2 separate regions of the Homo sapiens genome follow, and region 1 is linked to region 2. Evidence: chromatin contacts called from ENCODE Hi-C or POLR2A ChIA-PET data. All regions are on one chromosome and are shown on one strand. Each heading gives the region's core, a stretch centred on a gene start or an enhancer-like site at or near the end of the contact. The rest is flanking DNA. Distances are from core to core; before and after follow the strand shown. Region 1 holds the start of NCOA7 (nuclear receptor coactivator 7). Region 2 holds the start of RSPO3 (R-spondin 3).

Region 1 (7,709 bases), core at 5,210-7,709, 1.3 Mb after region 2:
CAAACACTATTAAACTCTTATTTTCTAAATCCTCTGTTAATCAGCTATCAAAAGCAAATTACCTCATGCCAGGTACTTTGCAATAAAAACCAAGCACTTAAGGCCTCTGATTACTTGGGTTGGAATTAAAAGTATTTCATTCACCTACTTAGGAGTCACTTCTTAGATTGGACCACTCTCTCCAAATGGCTCATGTCATCTATCAGGGTCAATGTTCAATCCTTTCAATGTCTTAAGAGTACCCTTTTTGCCTGGCTAATCCCCAAACTCCAGTGACACCCTATTTGGAGGCTTTCGTCCCTTTATGTACCAACTACAGAAGAAAACTAGAGTGGGAGGAATAAAAGACACTCTCCCAGATGAGTGTCATAATAAATACCAAAGCTATTTTTAATGGGTGTTAACACAATGTTTGAGAATTAGTAAAGTAAGCAAGGGCTGCTTTAAAAAGTTGATCTGGACATGCACAGGTGGCCCTCCATATCCATGGGTTCTGCATCCATGGAATCAACCAACCAAGTGCATCACTTGAGGTCAGGAGTTCGAGACCAGTCAGGACAACATGGTGAAATCCTGTCTCTACTAAAAATACAAAAATTAGCCAGGCTTGGTGGCACATACCTGTAATCCCAGCTACTCTGGAGGCTGAGGCAGGAGAATCACTTGAACCTGGGAAGTGGAGGTTGCAGTGAGCCGAGATTACATCACTGCACTCCAGCCTGGGCGACAGAGTGGGAATCTGTCTCAAAAAAAAAAAAAAAATTGAGGAAAAAAATGAATGGTTGGATGGTTGTGTACTGAACATGTACAGACTTTTTTCCTTGTCATTATTCCCCAAACAGTGTACTATAACAACTATCTACTTAGTATTTACATTGAATTGGGGTATTTTAAGTCATATAGAGATGAGTTCAAATATACAGGAGGATGTGCATAGATTATATCCAAATACTATACCATTGGATATCAGAAACCTGAGCATCCTTAGATTTTGGTATCTGCAGGGGTCCTGGAACCCACTACCTGGAACCAATCCCCTGCACGATACTGAGGGACTACTGATTTATATTGAGGTGGGTGGGGGGTGGGGAGAGAAGAAGGATGAATGATTAAATAAAATCTTCAACCCTAATTTTTTTTTATCAATCTTACATGCTATCCAAAATCATGGTTAATTTTTTACCAGAACGTCAATTTTGCTAGTAGCAAAATATAGCTATTAGCTATAACATAGCTAATATAGAAAATTACTCCTAGTATGGAAGCCTACTTGGGACACTAAGTTTCATGCAGAAGGCTCCATGAGTTTACAGAATCTCAAGGAAGAAAGGCCCCTAGAGATGACACCAGAAATGAGAGTGGCTTGCTCATGAAAATTGGACAGCATGTTCCAAGCAGAGGGAACAGCATGGAGAAGAAAAATCATACTCTATCCACGTGCAGAAACTGGCAATTAGTTTTGTATTACTAAAACACAAATGTTTAACTTGGGGGTCCACAAACAAGGATATGTTGGCAAATGGTATTTGCTGTGCATGATGACAACTTGAACTTTCATCAGGTTTTTTATGGGTCTATGAAATGGGTCAAGGGGACTTAGCTAAGAATGACTGTGGGTAAAATGCATGACAAGGAGGGATACAGACAGGAGATGAATCTCTCAGGGTCCAAGAGACCAGGGTAAGATGTGCAGATTCCTTCCTGTGTATGATGGAAATGTTTTACAGGGTCTGAAGGGGGAAGTTTAGAAGGACAGCCTGCTGAAATGGGGACAGCTTGAAATGCAGAGCAAGGCAGAATGCAGACAACACTCCAAGGCATCTAAGGAGCCAAACAGAGGCAGTGGGAATAGAACAGAGTGAATCAGAGACAGGTTAGGAGAGAAAATGAGCAGCTTCCATGTTCATATTTGCTTGCATATGCATAAAATGTCACTAGAAGATTCTCAGTTAACTAACACTGGTTACCTGTGGATTAGTGAAATGGGTGACAGGGGAATGAGGATGAGAGGGAGTACTTTCACTCTAGAGCCATGCGTACCTTTTGAACCATGAGGATACTACCTATTCTAAAAATAAATTTAAAAAAAGACATGAAGGTTATCAGAATGAGATGCCTCTATGTAAAAACCTGCCTAGGTCCCCCTCCAAACCCCCTCTTATGTTTTAAGTTGCACTTTTGAATTCAGATCATTTTTATGCCAAAGGCTACCAGACTGTACCAATGACTGACCCTTGAGAAAGGCCAATCTTTCTGCTTACTGTGGTGATAAATATATCAAGCCTAACTTATCATGTCGATGTAAATAATGAGTTACCTGGGTAAATTCAACCAACTTAACAATTAGGTGTCAAAACATCAGTATGAAGAATTAACTCCAGGAGCTCAATCTTTTAAATTTCATGGTAAATAAAAGAGGCTCAGAGAAGACTCTGATTTATTAAAACAAGGATAAATCACATGAATCACTGACGCGAAGGTCAGATTGTCGATTCACTCTGGTGAGTGTTATGCTAAGTTAGGCTAGCCCTTCAGCTAAAAATGACTTTATTCTATTGAAACTCCTGTTCAACCTATATAGCGTTTAAGGCAGGTACTCCAAATATAATTGACTTAAATTGAATGGCTTTATTAATTTCAAATTAGTAATGAGTGAATATAAATGTAAGAGTTTAAAAAAAAGTTTTGTAAAACTATGTAACATTGTTTTCCATTTGGCTAAGTTCAAATGTACTAAATTTGCAATTCTTGTTCAAAACATTTAATGTAACCCATTAAACTTGTTCATCAAAAACATACTGTGTCCAGAGATCAATTGTGCAATGGCTTCATTTATTTGGTTTTATGTTTTATAATCTGCCTTGTTCCACAAAGGATATGAGTCATCTTAAAAGAATATAATTCAATCAAATGGAAAAGTATAATTAGATAAACATCAGAATCAAGAAAAACAAGGTAGAACAGAAGCTCAAGACCATAGGAAAAGATAAAATATTGATATTAGGTTATGAATTTTTATATGATTATTAAAATTGAGTTGCAAATTTGTTCATTTCCTAGTTGCCAAGTTAGAAAGGGAAATATAATCAATGATTTGATTCTCATTTTGCATGATGAAAAGAACACACACAAACACACACACACAAGTTGTTCAGGGTAAGTAAAGCTTTTCTTTGGCATTTAAAGTTAAATGGAATTTCTTGCATGAGTCTTCAAACAGAAACTATAGAAAGTACCATGATCATAACCACATTTCGAAAGTAACATAATAGTAAGTTTCCTCTGACTGTATTAATAAAATCCCTCAGTGTGGGCATATGGGGGGGTGTTAAGGATGCAAAACAAGGTACCAAAGTACAGCTTCTGAAGATCTGGCTAGACTTCTGGTCTAACAGCTAGTATTGGAAGGGAATAGGTTGACGTCATGGCCTTTGTTCAGCCAACCCCCCGTAAACATCATTTCTCTCAATTAAGCTTCTGATCAAATTTAGCAACAGAAAATTCATATTCTCTGGCATGTACAGAAACAAATGCATTTTGTATCACTGTTGAGGGGAGACCAGTAGACAACAATCACTCTTTATGTATTCACTATATCTGAAATTCAAGGTCATACAAATTTACTTCTGTATATTTTTTTCTGCAATCAACAATTCTGATTTTAGCACAAGTGAATTGAGTGGATCCTGTTGAATTTAAACAAACAAAAAATTATGGGCTGGGATTTTAAAAACAATAGTAAATGGCATTTAGCAAGAAAGGAATAGAGGTTTCTAAAATACAGCCTTTAGGAAGATAAAGAGAGGAAATCCAGGTCTTGGATTGCATTCTGGTGGTGCTTGTGGGGGCGGAGTGCTGGGGGATCAGGAGGTAGGACCCAAAAGTGAGTCAACCAATCCCAGAGGCACTGCGCATTTGGTTGTAGGACACACAGAAGAGAAAAATACCTCTTCAAATCTGAGATTAGAGCTTTTATTTGACTGTGATTCCAAAGCCAAAGTAATAGCAGTTAAACTGAGCAGTTAAAGGCTCAACTCCTACTTGTAAAATGAACAAATAAGTGCTTATAAGTAACAAGGTAAAGAGAGCTTACTGTAACCAAAGGGGAGGGCTTTTTTGAAAAGCTTAAAGTGTGCAAGGAAGAGCCAGGTAAATTAATTGCTCAATACCCTGGGTTACAAATTTAAGAAGTGTAAAATGTAATTATCTTTATTACAGGAGGGAATTTTGGCTTTGTTTTAATAAATCATAACAAATTAATTTTTTTCATAAGTTCCCTCCCACTGTTGGTTCCTGCAGTCTTATTAACTTTTATAGGAAAGTTTTATTTCCTTATCCATCTAGGAAGAAAATAAGTAGGTTGGAGAAGCAATAGTAATAAAGTATGGCCTACCATATTGTGTAAAAATAAGTCATTTGAGTAATATGAAGTGAAGATGGTAAAGATGCATTAAAATGTCAGAAAGAAAACCTGGGAGCATGCCCAGATAATATTGTTAAGCAGAGACTGAAAGAAGTTCACACTGACTCATGAAATTCATGTGATGGAAAAAAGATGAAATCAAAACAGAAAATGTCATAGTGTAAAAATAAAGCAAATAAAGTTTGATGCAGTTAACCTTGTTTTTCTTTTTTTTTTTCAAAATGATATAACATTTTAAAGCAGGAAGACACTGTATCTTGCAAACCCTCATTTCACAATCCCCTGGCTGTCAAATTTGGAAACTGATGTGTTTCTATACCGAGGAGAAAACAGTTTAAATTGTGTATCTATATCACACATTTTGAATCATTTAAGAATCACAGACACTTCTACATGTTTTATTTCTACTTTTGCCTGTGATAAAAGACATGATAATTAGATCAAACCTGAAAAACTCAACTCTAAAATAAGTGAATACATCACTTATTAACCAAATCATTGTTTCCTCTGGCGTAACTTACAATTTTCTTTAAAACACGACTTTTACTTTTTAAATTGTGTTTGAGAGCACAGTTGAAGTTGGCATGATTACCAGTGAGACTGGAAATTTTGCAAGCTTAGACATGAAATGAACTTAAGAGTTGGGGAGAATTACCTCATAACCTTGATGACATATTACAGAAAGATAGCATATGGTCCTAAAGATGTCAGAATTGAAATATAAATGTTAAAATAACTGAGTTTGCCTATTTATACAAAGAGGCAATTTTTGAAATTCAATTAAATTTCACCGGCTACAGAACAATTCTGTGATTCTAAATTGTGGTTTTTAGATGAAAGCTTGAAACACAGTTCATTCATTCAACAAATAACTAATGGGTACTTATTCTGCATAAGATGCAGAAGATTACAGGATTTAAAAAAAAACAGATTCAAGATTCTGTCCTATTTGAGCTTATACTGAGTCACTTCTCCAAATCTCTATACCTAAGTGACTATAAAATTGGAGCTTACAGTGATGCATTTTTCAAAACTTTAAGCCTTATTGCTGAATATAAAATAAAAAATGATAGTCTGGGAAGAGGGAATCTTGCCAAAAGCTCTGATGTATAAACTTTACACCTAGAGGAGAAAAAAAGCATTAATACATAACCAGTTTCTGAGAAATACAGAGCATAACATCGAGTTGGAAGTTAGGCTGGGCACAAGGCTGCCTCTGCTGGCTGACCCGGTACATCTTTCCAGCAGAATCTCAACTCCCGACACCTGTATCAAAGTTGCCACTCTTAAAACACATCCCTTCACGTAAGCAGAGGCTCCTAAATACTCAGCACAACAATATCCCAGCCTCATCGATCTCCAGAATAATCTGACTTCTAGAAGGACCTTCTCTAAATTGGCCCTAACGTGTTGACGGTAAGGGTTTGCCCCATCGATTTTATATACCAACTAGCTAGCTCTGAAATACACAAAAATCCACAGCGACTTCTACATGCCACTAATAACCCTTTGCCTGTCTACATGTTTTGGCTAGAAAGATGGGAAGAACGCATCTGCTAATCCAGCCGGAAAAACACAGTGACATATTTCCACCTGAGCTGCTGAAAATCCAACGGTCTTCTCCCCAAATAAGCCCCATGCCAACCTGTCCTCCCCACTCTCGTACTGGCGCGCACCCCCACGAGCCCCCCAAGGGGTGGGCGGGGAAGGGTCAATCTCTCCTTCGCCCCCGCTCGGCCTCCCGAGCTCAAGCAGAGGTTTTCAGGTTCACAGGGGGCTACGCCCAGCGCCATTAGCACACCTCCGAGCGCTCCACCGAGCCCCCGGCGGGAGGCAAGTTTGGCCGGTCCTGGACCCTGCTCGCGGCCTCTCGGCGGCAGCATCAGCGGCGGGCGGCGGCGAGGGCTGGGCCCCGCCTCACCACCTACCTACAGGGCGGGGGCGCCGGCTCCTGGGGTCCGGGAGAAGGGGATCGGTCGCATGCATTTCTGGGAGCGGTGGCCTCTGCTGCTGGGCGCCGGGGAGCGCATCCTCTCGGCGGGTGGAAGGAGGGGTCAGGGGAGGACCGTACGCCGAGGAGGAGCAAGAGGAGGAGGCGGGAGCTCCGAGGCGCGCGCCCGCGGGGCCCCGCGTCCGGATCGGGTGTGCGCAGCCGCCGCAGTCGGGGTGTCTTAGGCCTCTTCCCACGCGCGACGCCTCGCCAGCCCCGCAGCTGCGCCCCCCGTCAGGGCATGGGCCGCTACGGGGTCCCGGGCCCGGCTGAAGGCGGGCAGTCACGGGTGGCGCGACGCTGTGCAGACGCCCGCCTCTAGCTCCTCCCGGCCAGTGGCGCGCGCTGCGCCTCACAGCGGTTGCGGGGGCCTGGGAGCTCGCGCCGGGCTCTGCCGCTCGGACTGCAGTTGCGGCATCCTCCCCGCCCCCCGCGACCTCCGAGCTGGGAGGCTGGGCACCCCGGCTACCCGCGGCTGCTGCAGCCTCCGCTGCCGCGATCCCGGCGGCTCCGCCCCGGAGAGCTGCGCGTGCGGCCTCCGCAGGCCTCGGCCCTTTGTGGCGCCTCCCGAGTGCGGGCGCCTTGCTGCCCCAGCGAACCGCCGCCTGGCAGCGGCACCTAGGAGGGTCCTCTTACCTCACCCCGGGCCGCTTCCCCCTTACAGTTGGCCCGCCTGGCCCCTACTCTTCGTGGGAAGTAAGGCTTTGACAGCAGAGCAGGAGTTAGAGCTTTTCCCCAGCTTTAAAGCCCTTTGACTTTCCTTCCAGCTCAGGACCGATGGCCACAATAAATTCATCCTGTGTCCCTTCTGGCGTTGCGTTTAACAGAGGGGCCCACCATCTCCTTCCCCCTCCCGTTCCCGGTACACCATCCTGGATGCTGCCAAATTGCAGTCATTACAGCAATAAGAACATAGCAGTTGGGCCCTCCAGCCGACTCTTGGCAGAGACTCGAGAGAACCTTGGAGGGGGAAGGTTTGCATCAGCTGCGGGGCCTGTGCCTGTGAGCTCCCCATCCCCAGTTGGGTGCTGTTCCCTCTGCGGTCCCATGACCAGCACTGCAACATGACTAGGAGGATCTGGCCGTGGAGTTCATTCACTCTTATACGCAGAAAAATATCCCAAGGAAGGGCCTGCAACTACTCTGTTAACAGTGTGTTACAGGCCTTCCACACAGATAAACTAGATAGCAGCCTCCTCTGGGTTGTTGACGCAGCTTAAGCTGTAATAACCTCTCTGGAAGGCGGAGCAAAGCGTTAACAGTGGTGGCTTTGGCATTTCAGCAGCAGGTGGTCAT
Region 2 (7,666 bases), core at 1,725-4,224:
TCCTTCCTCCTTAAGTCATACTGCACCTGCCAAGAGTCTAGTCTGTCTCCTCCGAGGACGCAAGGGGTCGCCCCTCTACCAGGATTGCACCAGCAAACCAAGCCGCAAACGCAGACTCAAGTGCGAAGGAGCAAGAGCATCGCTGTGGGTGCTGTCTCCCAGTCCCACTCCCACAGAAAAATTGGAATTGCAACCCAGTTCCACTATTCCTTCTTTCATCCCCTCAACACAAACAGAGGTCTCCTTTGACTTGGCCTTGAGATGATTAAGGCAGGTCGAAAAGCAGTTTGCCTTTTGACTCCTCTCGGCCCAACCTAGAGGTGCATCATCCCACAGCTCCCTGAGGCAGCGCCCGGGGAAAGCTTCCTGCGCCGTGGTCCTCGCTGGGGGAGGTGGGCACAAAAGGACTACAAGCTTTCTTTCCTGTGTCTTCCTTCAGAATCAGGGGCCCCAAAACTGCAAAGCGAGACGCCTCTGACACTCAGTACCCTGTCCCTCCTTGACAAGTGTGTGGCTCCCAGCCCGGGGGTCCTCGGTGGGGGTAAAGGAGAGAGCGTGCTCTGGGACGCCCAATGGGCACGGGCTGGAAGAGCGGATGGAAAGCAGAGTGGGTTGCGCTCCAGCCCGGGCTCCCTATGCCCACTGACCCTGAGACTCAATTCCCCAGGCCAGACCCTGGGAGGAGAGGAGGCGGGGACCGCCAGGCGCGTGGACACCGCTGAACCCCAGGCCTCCCCTTCCGCGTCCGGGCCGGAATGAAAGAGTGGGTGGGGAGTTACCAGAGTACACACCATTCGGAGGCCAAGAATAATAAATCGGATGCCCTGACATATTTAGTTTGGGCTCTCCTGCCCCCTGCTAGGTGATCCTAAAGGCGGTGAGGCCCGGCCAGGGCCCCTGTCGCTCTGGCACTGCCACCTTTTTAAAAGGCAATTTTCAGGTGAATCAAACCTTGTCTGGCCGAGGCCAGCAATACAAAGGGAGCTTTCAGGGGACCCTCATGCCCAGGGGCAGGGCAGGGACAAACAGCGGCCGAGAAGCGATTACTAAATTTCCATCTCACACAAGCCGGTGTTGTGTCCTCCGCGCTGCCCCGACGTCTGCCCCGAAAGGCTTCCCGGGCGGGACGCTGGGAGAGGGATCCCCTTGGGAAACCAGGTGGGGCCGCTGGGCCTGGGCTGCACGCCGCGGAGGTGCGAGAGCCCAGAGCAGCAGCATCGCTTCCTGCCCCTCGCGAGCTCCAGGAGAAGTTTCCTCCTCCCTCTCTCCACCAGCGCCCCCAACCATAGAGCCAGGGTCGCCCCTGCTCTGAGATCTGCGAAAGGACTCCCCATGGGAACACAGACACTAGAGCAGCGAGGGCGCCAGGCTACCCTGGAGCGAGGAGAGGTGACACCTTCGCATCTGTCCCTTCATCTTGGGAAGATTCTACCTTTCAGACAGACCAACCCAGGTTGAGGCTGCCGTGGTGGTGTCCGCTTAATTCCAGCTAGGACACCGTCTTAAGAAGCCATCACAATCCAACCCTCCAAATAACAGCATTAAGGGCAGCGAGGAGGCGAATCTTTAGGGAGACCCCACTCTCTGTACGTGTGTGTCCCAGGGGACACACTTGAAAGGGCCAGAGATGGTACAGACGCTCACATGTGACAAGAGAGAACCTGGAAACTCCGCACCTCCGGCTCCCCACAGCTGGGGTTTTGCTGTCTTCAACCCTCGGGCGGGGGACGTCCGGCAGCTCTGCAAACGCGCAGACACGCGAACCCCATCGCCTCGCGCGCCCTTTGGCTCCGCTGGTGCGTGTCGGGGATGCGGCCGCGCAGGCGCTCGCTCCCTGGCTTCCTGGCCGGGTAGCGGGCGTTCGGCTACCGGAGTCCAGCCTAAGGGCCCAGCCGAGGTCTCCCCGCGCGAGGCGGTTGCGCTAGGTGAGCGGGTACCGCGGCCGCGCCTCCCTTGTCATTTACTCAGCGGTCAGAGGCATCCTGCGTCTGGGAGTCCCAAGTGCCTTCGGCTGGGTGCCCCTGTCCGATCCTCAAAAGGAAAGCACAAATCCCGGGTGCGAGTCTAACCCAGGACCGAACTTTCCCGCGAACCTGAAGTTACCATGGGGCGGGAGCCACCTTAGCGCCGCGTCCGCCCGCCCCTCGCACCGGCTAGGATGCTGCGGAAGGCAGGGGCGCCGAGAGGCAAGGGTGAAAGACGCCGTCCATACCCCCAAAGCCCGAACCTGCATCTCCTCTGCGAGGCGCAGGGCGGGAGGACCGCTGCAGTTGGGAGCCGGCTCCGGACAGGCAAAGCGACCCGACAGGTGAACGCGGCGGGAGGGAGCAAACGCGTAAAAAACCCTGCACTTACTTCTTCGCTGGCGCCTTCCCCGGGAGGCGTTTTGGCTGCCGATGTATTCCATAAAGTTCAAAATGATAAAAAGCCAAGAAATCAGTCGCAAGTGCATAGTAACCCAGTAATGCTTCCCTTCCTTTCTCCTCTTTCTTTTGATTGTTAATTATATTTAATGTTTTTAAAATATATGTAGGTGTTAGGCGTATATAGACAGTGCCCGAGCAGCGGGACTTCTCCTCTCACATCCGATAGGCGTGCTGTGATGGCAAGCGAAGTGGGGCGGGTGGACAGGGAAACCAACTATTGTACTTTCAAATTATCCAAGCACTGAACTGCGGCGGCTTCGCTGGGGTGGCTGGCATCGCCGCGAACCGGGGTTCCAGGAGCCGCCGGGGCGGCCGCAGGTAGCATGTTGTGCGGCAACTGCCGCAGGCGGGATCCGGGCGGGCGAGCGGCGGCGGCGGCGGCTGCAGCGGCGGCCCCTTGGGCTCAGAAGCTGCGGCGGCTGCGGCTGCAGCGGCGGGGGCCCCTGGAGCGCAGGGGAGCGGGCGCCGTCGGCACAGCGGCCATGGCCAAGGGGCGGCGGAGAGACCCCGAGCTGCTTCTGGCGTGCGCGAGCAGGAGACGCTCCAGTGTTGGGCTGGGCTCCCGGGAGCACCACATAGGGGAGGAGGAGGAGGAGGGCAGGGAGGGGGGAGGGAGAGGAGGGCAGGGAGGGGGAGAGGAGGGGGGATGGCTGTGGGGGGCGGGGGGGAGCTCGGGGGCGGGGAAGGAAACTGCTGGAGCAACAACCCTGAGCGACCTCAATAACTTTCAATTTCAAGAGGGAAAGAGGGAGCTGGAAAAGTACAGGCGTTGCGCTTTGGCAGAGGGACGGGAAGAGGCGCCTAAGGGGTCCCGGGTCTACAGCGCAGCATCTCTGGACACTGCAGTGACGGCCGGAGAATTCCAGCCAGAAGAATGGGGAAAGCAGTGCGTGCGAAGAGCCCCTCCAGAAGGGCAGCTCTGGCGGGGAGACTTGGGCGCACTGGGGCTGGCAGGCAGTGTTGAGGCCGAAGACCCCCCACCCATCCCAGTTCGGCTCCTCTCCGCGGCCTCAAGCTAGGCGCACCCGGCTGTCGGTGGCCGTGCGCCCCTGCGCCCTTGTGCCCCAGCGCCCCCACCCCATCCCCAGCGCCGGCGCGCAACTACCCTCTCCCCCTTGGCAGATCGCTGGAGAGTTTCTGGCTGCTGACTTGTTCCCGGCTTTCCTGACCTTCTCCTCTGTTGCCTTTCTCCCTTTTTCTTTTTCTCTCTCTTTCTTTCTTTCTTTCTTTCTTTCTTTCTTTCTTTCTTTCTTTCTTTCTTTCTTTCTTTCTTTCTTTCTTTCTCTTTCTTTCTTTTCTTTCTTTCTTCCTTCCTCTTTCTTTGTCTTTCTTTCTTTCTTTCCTTCCTTCCTTCCTTCCTTCCTTCCTTCCTTCCTTCCTTCTTCTTTCTTTCTTTCTTTCCTTTCTTTCTTTCTTTTCGGCTGCAGTTGGTCGCCAGGCGGGTGGTGGGGAGGAAACTCTGTGGGTGCTGCCGGTCAGCTACTCTGAGGTTTACCTGCTCCGAGCGGGGAGGACCCAGAAGTGTGTGCGCTCAGGACCTTCCCGTTGGAAATGCAGCTGTGCTACGGCTTTCTTCCAAACCAAGGCTTTTCTGTGGCTTTGGAAGATTCCTTTCCCGCTCAGGCAATTCCCTCTATAGTCAGCTCGCCCCCCTTGGAGTTTTCTCTCCCACCCTCGGTCTCCCAGTGTTCTTGAGAGGATCTGTTGTACATTCTAATCTCGCATCTGGAAGACTGGGAATAAGATTTGGAAAGATTTTCCCAGTCTTGGGGAAGGAAGGGGAAGGTCCACTACTTTCTTATCTTCCCAGCCCAAGTGGAGGCCCAAGGCAGCAGAGAGTAAGATGCTCTGGCCCACCCAGGGATGGGAGAACAGAGGGCCGGCACCCCTGAGTGGGGCACACCCTGGCTGTCGTTAGTAAATGGTGAGCTTTCCACGTCTTTTCTCCGGTAGCACCAGCCGATGAACTTTTCAGTAATTACTGAAGAAGTATTTAGTCGAAAGTCACAAGCCTCAAGTGATTTTAACATAAGCCTGCCCTATGTATTATATTTAACAGAATATCTGAAGGACTACACTAGCACTACAGGTTAACACAGCAGCAAACTTCTGGGAGGTCACTTTGAAAGAGTCCCTGATTCATAGGTGCTTTGCTAATTTTTGTGCTCAAATAATTCAGTGTAAGTCAATTGCTAAAGCCTTGCAGAGTAGCAAGTGACACTTGCACTTCTATCTCCTTCCTCCATTTGTAATCCCTATTACTGGATTGCCTTCAATTTATGTAAATTAGGTAAATTTACATGAATTAGAGCATTTTGTAAGTTTGCAATGCTGTGAATTGTATGTCTCTGGAGTCCTTTAGTGGTATATTTGTTATACATCCCAAAAGTAGGATAGAGGCGATAAAGTGGCCTGGATGCAAAAGGAAGGGAACTTGAAATATGCATTATTTTCAAGATGCTAAAAATTAGAATCTGAGAGATGGCCTTTTGATGTTAATTCTTTAATTAAATATCATTTATTATTTTGCATGCTCGTGTTGGAATTTCGAAAGTAGGCATAGTCTCCTTTAGGTTTGATATTATGAGGAAGATGACACCTCAACAGGATTATGATTTTTGCCTTCTTTTTAAGAGCTCCCATTTACAACATCCCTCTTTCAGTGGTAGAACTTTTTCTGTACATTGTATGCACATGTGTGTGCACACCCCCACACACAGACTTTCCATCCTTTATCTGTTGCAAAGTGTCTACTTATAAATGACTGAGTTTATCACTTTGAACCAGCGAAGTTACAGATAACAAGACAATTCCAATAATGATTATCCAAAAAAGAAGCCACTCTATTTTACTGTGCCTGTCCCCATCTGCTTTGCTTTCCTTCTTGCTAATACCTCAAATCCTGAATATCTGCACCATAAAACATGGGGGATTTAAAGACTATGGGAGGCTCCCTTTGAAAAGGACTCCAGAGACAGCCTTTCTAATCTGGGATACTTGAGCCGGATGGGATGAGATTGCAAAAGGGATGTGAAAAAGCTATTTGATGAACAACTTCAGGGAAATAAACATGAAGAAAGACATTTACTTTTCACTGTGCATTGTGCAGACACATGTTAGTTTGGATGAGAACAGGAATGGCAGTGTAAGTAAATAAACAAACCAAATGAGAAGCTACAGTTCTTGAGCCATCCCAGAAAAGAAGTGCTAGATGCAGTGGGAAGGAAAAGCTTGTCAAGGAATAAGCTCTGCTCAGAGGAAACATAAGGAAAACATTAAATAAACGAGGAGAGTATTCTTTCTCTCTTGATGCTGTGCTTTAGAATAACTTTTTCCTGATCCATATTACCGTCATATTAAATGTGTGTTTACTTGCCTGGCTGAGTTTTACGTTCCCTCAACTGTCTTAGAAGCTTATGAAAAGCATGCCATGGCATATTTTCTAAAACATAGTACCTTTTTTTTTTTCTTCAAACAAGAAAACAACACTCACAGTAGCCTGTGGCTGCCAGTGGATTTCAGAGCTCAAGCCTAAAGAAAGTTAAAAACCATAGGCTCAGCATAGAGGTCAACATTTGCTTATTTTTCTCCAAAACACATTAGTTCCAGGGAGTTTTGGATAACCAGGAGACTGGGAGACTTGGGCCAGGAGAATAGAATAGCTTTGAACAAAGATAGGAGGCTAAGCATATCCCGACTAGATACTGCAACTTCTCATCTCTCCTTCCACTTATTCCAACCAGGCAGTGACAACAGTAACAAGTTATTTTTATCCATTGCAGCAGTGGCACTCTAAGGAAAGAAAATGATTGTCATATTGTTGAATCCATACTGCAAATATGTGAAAGGGGGTGTGCTCCAGAAAGAGAGAGCAAGCCCAATAGTTTGGAAAGGGATATAACTAGTAGTGATGAGAGATGTTTGGCAAAGTTGGGGCTGACATCAGTCATTATACCACAGAGCGAATATGCAGATTCTGAAAATGCACAGCTCTCCAGTTACTCAGATCTGGATGCATCTGAGTCAGTAAGTCAAACAGGGTACTGCTGGTGGGATGTGTGTAACTGATGCAGCTAGAAGTCATCCCTGAAATACAGAGTGGGTAGCAGCATTTAAACACCATTGAAATTAGTAGATGATGGAAAACTATTTTTAGAGAGAGAAAGAAAGGAGACAGAATTATTGTAGCAATTTAAAAAGTGATTATATGGTTATATAGCATTAAGAAAATGAGAAAATCAAGACCCATGATGGATTACTTTCTGTCAACAAGAAAGAATGTTCTTCCTCCCAGATGAAGTTATGGGACATTTATGTAATTGTGGCAAGCACCATCTGGTATATGCCTAAGTTTAAAACTTATTTCACAAATCAATTGATTGCTGGGCTCACTTAAAATGTGAATATCCAATAGTACTCAATATAAAGAATTTAACAGCTCAGAAAATTTTGCATGATCATGGAGCTTTAGTACAAAGAGGCTGTATGTTGTAGTAAGAGGGCACTAAATTGTGAATCTGGGGATCAAGGTGAGTCCTTGTTTTCTACTTATATTGTTGTGTGTCAGGTTTCTTCATCTGAAAAATGAGGAAATTGAACTAAACCATTTCCAAAGTTCCTTTCAGCTCTGACAATAATGTAACTATTTCTAAGAAAGAAAGACAGACTTGTAATTGCAAATGTCAGAGCTATTTCTAGTTGTGTGACATCACAGCTTTTACTTACAGAATTGTGTTTAATTGAATAGGTCCAGATTTAGAAATCTGCTTTCAAACTTGTTGATTTTCTGGAAATGCCTAACCCATTACAAGAATCCTAGATGACTCTGGCCCAGCAAAGATAAATCCAGGACAAGTTCAATCTGTCTAGATGTCTGCAGACTTTGGGACAACCAGAAAGAACAAATTATAAACTCGAGATTCTAGGCAGAGTCCTACAGAGAGCAGGAAAAAGGACTTCTGCATCTCATAAAGAGAGCACTCATTTAGACCTGTTTGTAGGAATCACAGATGAGGGAGGAATGTGGATCTCACTAAGAGCCATTCTTTTTATCTTTATGTTATTACTTTCTTTTTTGGAATAAAAAGTTGGAAATAAAAGTCACATTTTATTTTTCCTATTCTTATCTTTGGATGAGGATTTATATCCATGTACCCTTCATCCCAGGAACCTCTTCTGAAGTTCAACAGTGAAGGTTGAGTGGTTGTGGTCACAGATTTAGGTTGAAGGGTTACTATCAA

Evidence for each region. Hi-C counts contacts between places; a loop is a spot of excess contacts on that map. ChIA-PET counts read pairs that join two places held with the same protein, here RNA polymerase II (POLR2A). Pooled maps may share reads with other maps.
Region 1: a loop to region 2 is called in a map of PC-9, with 16 times the contacts of the local background. The contact joins the promoter of NCOA7 here to the promoter of RSPO3 in region 2. A Hi-C loop is called at or near these places in 1 of 168 maps with a recorded cell type or tissue (PC-9), 13 of 37 single-sample maps with no recorded cell type and 18 of 50 pooled maps. POLR2A ChIA-PET finds 5 or more read pairs at or near these places in 2 of 52 experiments (H1 and activated naive CD4-positive, alpha-beta T cell).

The regions. Positions count from the first base shown.
Region 1 is chr6:125,789,710-125,797,418 of GRCh38, reverse strand. It overlaps NCOA7 (nuclear receptor coactivator 7), which reads right to left and starts at 6,459. Exons shown (of 16, transcript NM_181782.5): 1 at 6,352-6,459. RefSeq lists enhancers at 5,877-5,976, 6,172-6,672, 6,673-7,173 and silencers at 6,197-7,036, 7,627-7,709.
Region 2 is chr6:127,113,979-127,121,644 of GRCh38, reverse strand. RSPO3 (R-spondin 3) reads right to left here and starts at 2,974. Exons shown (of 5, transcript NM_032784.5): 1 at 2,356-2,974. The coding sequence starts at 2,452. It overlaps LOC105377989 (a long non-coding RNA gene), which reads left to right. Exons shown (of 14, transcript XR_002956387.2): 4 at 1-2,744.